2 separate regions of the Homo sapiens genome follow, and region 2 is linked to region 1. A link is an interaction called in ENCODE POLR2A ChIA-PET data of the cell type or tissue named here. Cell type or tissue: HepG2. All regions are shown on one strand. Links, peaks and the distances in the headings refer to the core of each region. The heading gives the core; the rest is flanking DNA. Region 1 has its middle 32 kb from the start of TNFAIP2. Region 2 overlaps MARK3 (microtubule affinity regulating kinase 3).

Region 1 (4,386 bases), core at 75-4,074:
CTTTAGAGTCTGAGGCCATGGTTTTTGAAAATAACTTCAAATAAAAACCTGGAATTCTGGCTGGGGGCGGTGGCTCTCACCTGTAATCACAGCACTTTGGGAGGCCAAGGCGGGTGGATCACCTGAGGTCAGGAGTTTGAGAAACCCTGAACTCCTTTAGTAGAGAAACCCCGTCTCTACTAAAAATACAAAATTAGCCGGGTGTGGTGGCAGACGCCTGTAATCCCAGCTACTCGGGAGGCTGAGACAGGAGAATCGCTTGAACCCGGAAGGCAGAGGCTGCAGTGAGCCAAGATCACACCATGGCACTCCAGCCTGGGCAAGACAGAACAAGATTTTGTCTCAAAACAAACAAACAAACAAACAAATCCTGGGATTCTGCTTGATTGTCTTGATAACCTGCTGCCTTAGTAGCCCTGTTATAATCACATTTCTGGATTCTTAAGCCATACAGGTCCCTGGGAGAGTCCTCAGAAAAACGAGATGGTTTGCATCCCTGCTGAAATGTTTTTACCTTAGTAAAGAGATTTCTTATCCTAGGCTGGGTGCGGTGGCTCACGCCTGTAATCCCAGCACTTTGGGAGGCCGAGGTGGGTGGATCACCTGACGCCGGGAGTTCGAGACCAGCCTGACCAACATGGAGAAACCCCGTCTCTACTAAAAATACAAAATTAGCCAGGCATGGTGGCGCACGCCTGTAATCCCAGCTACTCGGGAGGCTGAGGCAGGAGAATAGCTTGAACCCAGGAGGTTGTGGTGACCCAAGATCATGCCATTGCACCCCAGTCTAGGCAATAAGAGCAAAACACCTTCTCAAAAAAAAAAAAAAAAAAAAAGAGAGAGATTTTGTATCTTAATAAAGAGATATTGAACAGTATCTTTGAGGTAATAATTCTACTTGTAGGGAATGTATGTTATCAGAAATAATAGGACAAACCTTTGTCATTATTCATACAAGGATTCTCGTTGTAGGGAAAACTAGAAACTCCCAAACTATCCAGCAAGAAGGAAAGAGGAAAACAGTTATACTACACAATGCAGTGTGGCCATTCACACAAGGAGGCAGATCTGTTTCCACTGATCTGGAAAAGCATCCGTGACATGACATTAGTGAAAAATGCAAATTTGTAGAACAGTATCTGTGCAGAATGGCTGTGCTAATATAGATGCGTTGGCACCAAAATGTTCAAGGGGAAGGGGAAGGTGGCAGGATCCAATCTGTACTTCACGTAATCCTTTAAAATGTGTGGGATGGTGGGTGAGTCTTCTCTGTATAGATTTTTGCAAACAAGATGGTATTTTGCATAAATATAGTGGGGAAAGGCATTTAAGACATATTCATGCCTGTAGTGCTTGAGTAATTTAAAATTTCTTATTTTGATATTTAATTTGAACATTTTCTATAAGAAGTGCTTTTAAAACTAGAAAAAAATTTTTTAAAGTCTATATAATAAATTCCTACGGCTTTACTTAAATAAGGGTGCCTAGGATTTTTCTTGAGTATGAACCTGTCACATGGCTGGTTGTGTGCTGAGGCCAGAGGGTGGGACCTTCCCTGAGGGCCGGGCTGGGACATCTCCCCACGAGGTTGGTCAGTCCTTCTGCCAGCTCATCCATGAAGAGTTCAACCCAGGTCAGGGCCGGGCCCTGGCAGCCTGGAGGCTGAGCCTGGCAGGCCCTTCCCTTTTCAAAGGCCAGCACTGTCAGGCACTTTGGTCCAGACTCCAGGCCTGCAGAGGCACAGAGCGCACCAAGGGGGGCAGTGGGAGGGGCCAGTGTGCGACCCCCAGGACAGGCTGGGACCCCAGGACAGGCTCGGACCCCAGGACAGGCTGGGACCCCAGGACAGCCTCAGACCCCAGGACAGGCTCGGACCCCAGGACAGGCCGGGACCCCAGGACAAGCTCGGACCCCAGGACAGGCCGGGACCCCAGGACAGGCTCGGACCCCAGGACAGGCCGGGACCCCAGGACAGGCTGGGACCCCAGGACAGGCTCGGACCCCAGGACAGGCTGGGACCCCAGGACAGGCTCGGACCCCAGGACAGGCTGGGACCCCAGGACAGGCTCGGACCTCAGGACAGGCTGGGACCCCAGGACAGGCTCGGACCCCAAGACAGGCTCGGACCCCAAGACAGGCTGGGCTCAGGCTTCACTTGTCCTGTGTCCTCTGGGTTGCTCTGTTGTTCCACCATCCCTGATCCCACAGTAAAATCCTGTCACCCTCACTGCCTGGTTTCTGCCCCTGTTGGGGGTGAATGAGCAGCTTGTCCTGGGTTTGGGGCAGAGAGGCCTGAAGGAGGAGCCTGGGCTGGGGGCAGCCATGCTCATTTGGGGACAGGGCAGGCTTGGTCAGCAGAGGGGCTCCCCCCCCGGAAGGCAGCTGATTCTCAGGGTTGGGCAGAGTCTGGAACTTCAAGGGCAGGACCCATGTCCTAGGACCAACTCTGTCCACCCTCCCACATCCTCCCGTTGCCATGACCTTGGCCCCATCTCCGTCAAATAGCCTGGCCCTCATACGTGCAGGAGCCCTGGGGTCCTTCCCGAGCCCAAACATTTTTGCAGTGAAGGGCCCTGCCTAGCTTCACCCCATGCAGGCCTGGGCAGGGGCAACTCTGTCAGGTGCCCTCGGCCCCCAGGTCTTTCCCCTGAAAGCAGCGAGCATCTCAGTCGCTCCCACTGCATGGGTGGGTGGAGTTCAGAAGAGTGGGAGAGGAAGGGGAATGCTTACTTTTTCCAAAGCGATCCAAGGATTGTTCTGGAATTGTTTGGCAAGGGCTGTGTGGCCATGTGTTTTTCTAGATTCACTTAAAGAAAAAACAGTGTTGGGGTCCCCAAGGAAATAGGGCATCCAGGCTGCAAGGACAAAAGCCAGGTGGGCTGAGGGGCCGGCGGGGCCAAATCTGTCACGAGGAAGGGGAAACTGAGGCCTGGCCTTGCGGGCCCAGGACCTACCCTGCCCCTTTGCACTGAAGGGAGGGAAGGTCTGAGTCCCCGGGAAGCAGAACTGGGGCCAGCTGGGCAGGGGACAGAAGCTGGGTCACCCCTGGGATACCCAAGCAGAGTGACACAGCCCCTGGGACGGACTTGGCTGGGTCTCTCGTCGGCTCTTTTCTCTCCTGTAAGACGAGAACATGGAAAATCCTTCCCCAGGAGCGGGACGGCCCAGCACACTCCCCCATAGCTGGTGGCAACGCCCTGGAAGTCCCGGCTGTCACGGCTCTGCCTGCCCCTTTCAGATGCTGTCTCAATGACATGTGTCCAGGTCGAGCCTGTTCACCAAGCTTCAGCCCTCCCATCCCTCACCCTGGGGACCAAGAGACAGCTCCAGACTAGCCCAGTCTCTCCCGAGTGCTCAGGTGCTTCCCAGCTTCCTCCAAAGGCCAGCAGTCCCAGCGAAGTCCTGGGAAAGGCAGGACAGCCTCAGGCAGCTCCAGCGAAGGCTGTGACCACTACAGGGAGCACCTCTGCCAGGTGGTGGCCCCAAGGACTGCCCAGGACTGTGGGACACTCAGCTTCCCAGGGGGAGAGGCCCCGGCCCACTGTGGGCAGCACAAACTGGCTGTAGAGGAAGCTCTGGGGGCTATGGGAGCCCCTACCCCAGGGCACGCGGGGACTCAGCCAGGTCCAGGCCTTGCGGGAGGCTCTCTGGGGAGTTGCAGAGGCGCAGTTTCCCTTCCGCGGAGCTGCTTTCTCACCCTAGTGGTGGGACAAGCCCTCTCCCGGGTCCATCCCTTCCCTGCCCCTTCACCCAGGTCCTGAGTACTTCTTCTGAGCCACGGGTGGGTGATTTATGACCCACTTCTCACTACAGAGGAGGCGGGGCAGCTCGCTAACACCAAGCAATGCAAAAAGTCAGTGCGAGGGAAACACAGACTCCAACGTTTTTCACCAAAGTGCTGGTTGAAACACTTTTGAAATCTGGGAAGTCTTGTAATCATGTCAACATATAACCTTCTTTTTAAAAAGCACGAGTTTAGTGGCATGGGCCTGTGGTCCCAGCTACTCAGGAGGCCGAGGTGGGAGGATCGCTTGAGCCTTGGAGCTTGAGGCTGCAGTGAGCCACAGTCGCAGCACTGCTCTCCAGCCTGGGTGACAGAGCGAGACCCTGTCTCTGAAAAAAATTTAAAAACTTGGAGCTTCCGTCGGACGATCCCCTCAGATCAAGGCACCGAGTTACTTTTTCCAAGTTACTTGGAAAGATTGGCCCTTTGGGTCTTGCATGAGAACTCCATTAGATGAGACCCAAGCAGCATCAAGCCTAGGGTTAACTTTCCCTACTCCTGAGCTGAGACCCCTCTGAGGACCCTTACCAATGCCAGGTGAAGCACGAGTTCTTCCACTCTGGCTGATGGGAACAGGCAACTATTCCCAGCCTTGGGTGAGC
Region 2 (4,386 bases), core at 303-4,302, 260 kb after region 1:
AGATGGACAAAATATCAACATATTTCTCTACTAATGGGGATAATCTCATAAAAAGGAGGAAATTGGTGCTGTCGAAGAGATTTTGGAATAGGTGAGGGGATGGTGGAGGCATTGGTCTTTGGATAACATGGACAGTTCTTCCATAGAAATAGGAGGAAAGCAAGCCAGGCGTGGTGGATCACGCCTGTAATCCCTGCACTTCGGGAGGCCGAAGCGAGTGGATCACCTGATATCAGGAGTTCGAGACCAGCCTGGCCAACATGGTGAAACCTCATCTCTACTAAAAATACAAAAAATTATCTGGGCATGGTGGCGTGCCCCTGTAATCCCAGCTACTCAGGAAGCTGAGGCAGGCGAATTGCTTGAACCCAGGAGGCAGAGGTTGTGGTGAGCCGAGATCGCACCACTGCAGTCCAGCCTGGGCAACAAGAGCAAAACTCTGTCTCAAAAAATAAAGAAAGAAAATAAAGTAAAGAAATAGGAGGAAAGCAGAGGGTGCCGGCATCAGTGCAGGTGAGGGGATCCTTATGGTAGTAGGAGCTTGTAGAAATTTTCTGAGTGCAAACTGTTTTTTCAGTAAAATGGAAAGCAAACTGATCTGCTACGATGAGGAGATGTATTAGAGATGTGAGGAGGTTAAAATAATTGCCAGATAAGCAGGAGAGTGAATGGACTAGAGAAATGTAATAGAATTGCCAGGCAGCCTTAAGGCTTCCCTGAGGTTGGTGACCAAGGATTTAAAGTGGGAAGAGTCAGCATGGCGTTGTGCTACTCTCCAGCCACATTCAGTTGCCCAGCTGCAGGCATGGCATTTGCAGAGATTGGGGTTTTGTCACATTAGTATAGTGAAAGGACAAAGGAGCATTGTTATACAACACCCCAGGAGCATTGTTATACAACAACATCACAATGAAATTAGTGATATAATTAGGAACTAAGAACTTGAGGAGGAAGACTGACCCTATGAAGGTGTGGGGTCAGTGAATTACAGATCCTGGTAAGTTCCAACAGTTATTAGAGTACTAGATTGAGTGAGCAGGAAGGTAGAAGAAGTTAGTTAAAGAATGGGAAGCTCAAACTTGGATCATGAAAGGTTTTCAGATATTGGGAATGTCAAAGACTGGAGTATAACCATGTAAGTAGCTTAAGTATGTAATATTTTTTTTCTTTCTGGAAGTTTATCCTTGGTTTTTAGAAATTAGCCATTGAGGTGCCAAGGGTTAGTCTTCATTCATTGTTCTTGGTGCTCATTGGACCCTTTTAATATAGAGGTTTTTGTCTTTCAGTTCTGGAAAATTGTCTCTTTTTTAACTTAAAAATCTTCATTCTGGAATCCTTAAGCAGAGACTGGAGTGCTTGAAAAGAGCCTCAAAATCTATCTTCTATCTCTATGTTTTTACTTTCTGGGAGATATTTTTAACTTCATCTTCCATTCTTTCTGTTAAAAATGTGTGTGTGGGCCGGGCACGGTGACTCATGCCTGTAATCTCAGCACTTGGGGAGGCTAAGGCAGAAGTGTCACTTGAGGTCAGGAGTTTGAGACCAGCCTGGTCAACATGGTGAAACCCTGCCTCTACTAAAAATCCAAAAAAATTAGCTGGGCGTGGTGGCGCGCACCTGTAATCCCAGCTACTCAGGAGGCTGAGGCAGGAAAATCTCTTGAACCCGGGAGGCAGAGGTTGCAGTGAGCCGAGATCGCGCCACTGCACTCCAGCCTGGGTGACAGAGCAAAACTCTGTCTCAAAAGAAAGAAAGCTGTGTGTGTGTCTCCTCTTCTCTCCCCAGCTCACTCTTTGATCATTTTCATCTGTTTGTTGTTACTGTCTTTACAGCATCTAGCCCTGGTATTATGAATGTTGTTTCTTCTGCTGACTCCCTGAGAATAGTAAAGGCTTTTTTTTTTTTTTTTTTTTTTTAGCTCTTTTATAAAGTAGATTTTTGTTCCCTGCATTGCTTCTCTTTTTTTCTGGGGTTCTTTCTTGTTACCGCTCTTTCATATAGAGACTTTCTCTGGATGTCTGGTAGCCTCTGGTTGTCTGTACCTAATGTGGAGCCCTAAGCATCTGATCACAAGCTGTGTTTGTATGAATAGGACATGTTTGACCACAGAGCTTTCCTATTGGGAGTTGTCTGGTGCTTTTATTGAAGACCCCAGATATTTGTGTCCTTAGATTTCTGAGAGTATCCAGTTTCTCTAGATAAGAATCTTCTCTTCTGCCTGGGAGGAACTGATGATCCCACCCCTCAGTCACTTAGTCCTCCCCCGCCTGCCTTTTCATCTGTTGCTTCACTCCTGAAACCACGTTTCTTCATCCTGGGGTGTGTGAAACTTCCTGAGACTTTGCATAAATGCTTATGTTTAGTCACGAGTTTGTTGGTGAAGACTATGTTAACAACTTTACAGAAAGTTTGGAGAATAGAGAAGAAAAACCCCACAATCCTAATATTCTGAATACCATTTTTGTTTTTGTATATTTTCCATATACATGTTTTTTCAACATATTTTTGATTATAATTTTGTATCTTGTTTTTTCCGCCCTCGGAATTTTATCCAAAGCAGTTTTCTACGTTGCCACTAATCGTCATAATTGTTCATTTCAGTGGTTGTGTACAATGCCATTGATGAGAACAGCAGTTCTCAAACGTTTCTGTCTCAGAACTCCTTTAAATTGAAAATTGAGGCTGGGCGCGGTGGCTCACGCCTGTAATCCCAGCACTTTGGGAGGCTGAGGCGGGCGGATCACGAGGTCAGGAGATCGAGACCATCCTGGCTAACATGGTGAAACCCCGTCTCTACTAAAAATACGAAAACAAAATTAGCTGGGCGTGGTGGCGGGCGCCTGTAGTCCCAGCTACCAGGAGGCTGAGGTGGGAGAATGGCGTGAACCCGGGAGGTGGAGCTTGCAGTGAGCCGAGATTGTACCACTGTACTCCAGCCTGGGTGACAGAGCGAGACCCCGTCTCATAAATAAATAAATAAATAGAAAATTGAGAACTCCCCAAAGCTTTTATTTATTAGGGTTATATGTATTGATAGCTGCTGAATTGGAAGTTATTACTTAGGAAACTTAAAATATATATTAATTCATCAAAAATAATAATCCTGTTACATGGTAATGTAAATAACATATTTTTATGAAAAACAACTATTTTCCAAAGCAAATTATTGAAAAGAGTGAATTGTTTAAATTCTTTGCAAACCCCTTTAATATCTGGCTTAATAGAAGTTAGCTGGGTTCCTGTGTCTGCTCTGCATTCACACTATTTAAGTATGTTGTTTTGGTTGAAGTGTATAAAGAAATGTAGCTACAAAAGGAAGGGAGCATATTAATACCTTTTCAGGTGATTGTGGATATTGTTCTTTGACATTATACCAAAACTCAGCAAGTGGTTTCTTGGGGGTGGGTAGACAGTGATGAATTTTTATTCAAAACAACTGTAGTGACTGACAAAAAAAGTTAAAACCCAGAATGATTTGCTTCAATTAAAAATTAATTATATCCCAAGAGCAGGGGTCTACCAGGTTGTCTGAGGGGAGGGGTGAACTGGCCCAGAAACGGAGCAGGTCAAAATTCCTCTGCTGATCAGTGGGATGGGGATTGGGATCAAGATTGCTTCTGTGAATAGCCACTGCCTGGGGAACATAGCGAGATCCTGTCTCTTAAGAAAAAGAAACAGAAACTTTTGGAAACAAGCAGACAAGGGTGAAAGAAAGCCTTGGTGTAAGATATAATTTATATATTCCATATAAGATATAGAATACATATGTTATATAACTAAAAAGCATAAAAACAGTCAGCATGCTTTTAGTACAACCTGGAGGTATGGTTAATGTGCAGGAAAAAAGCTCCATATAAGCCTAATCCCTATATATAAAAAATCACGGAATTCCACAGTTTTGAACATTTTTTTTTCTTTTTGAGACAGAGTCTTGCTCTGTCGCCCAGCCTGGAGTGCAGTGGTGCAATCTTGGCTCACTGCAGCTCTCTACCTCCTGGGCCCAAGCAGTCCTTCCACCTCAGCCTCCTGAGTAGCTGGGACCAGAGGTGTGTACTACCACATCCGGCTGATTTTTTGTATTTTCTACAGAGACAAAGCATCCCCATGTTGCTCAGGCTGGTCTCGAACTCCTGGGCTAAAGTGATCCTTCTGCCTGGGCCTCCCAAAGTGCTGGGATTAAAGGGATGAGCCACCACACCTGGCCAACACTTTTTTTGTGTGTGTGGTAAAATACATACAACATAAAAGTTATAATTTTAACCATTTTTTAAGTGTGTAGTTCAGTGACATCAACTATATGTACATTATTGGGCAACCATCACCACTATTCATTTCCAGGCAGATAGTTAATACTCATTTTTTTGTGGTTTCTATATTTGCAAATTT

The links. ChIA-PET counts read pairs that join two places held together with the same protein. Peaks named below come from ENCODE experiments on the same cell type or tissue, not always from the same donor. Only the 100,000 strongest peaks of a DNase experiment are listed, where the experiment ranks them.
Region 2: POLR2A ChIA-PET joins it to region 1 with 9 read pairs; 3 of 35 experiments call an interaction of 5 or more read pairs at or near these places.

The regions. Positions count from the first base shown.
Region 1 is chr14:103,153,600-103,157,985 of GRCh38, forward strand. No RefSeq gene overlaps it. Among named protein-coding and RNA genes, the nearest start is that of TNFAIP2, 32 kb to the left of the region's middle. RefSeq lists enhancers at 1,473-1,767, 2,492-3,230, 3,231-3,968. In HepG2, for the core only: no CTCF peak of the experiment used is centred there; a DNase peak (open chromatin) is centred at 1,602.
Region 2 is chr14:103,416,327-103,420,712 of GRCh38, forward strand. The region is part of intron 2 of MARK3 (microtubule affinity regulating kinase 3); the gene reads left to right. Among named protein-coding and RNA genes, the nearest start is that of MARK3, 33 kb to the left of the region's middle. RefSeq lists enhancers at 2,146-2,255, 2,266-2,335. In HepG2, for the core only: no CTCF peak of the experiment used is centred there; no DNase peak of the experiment used is centred there.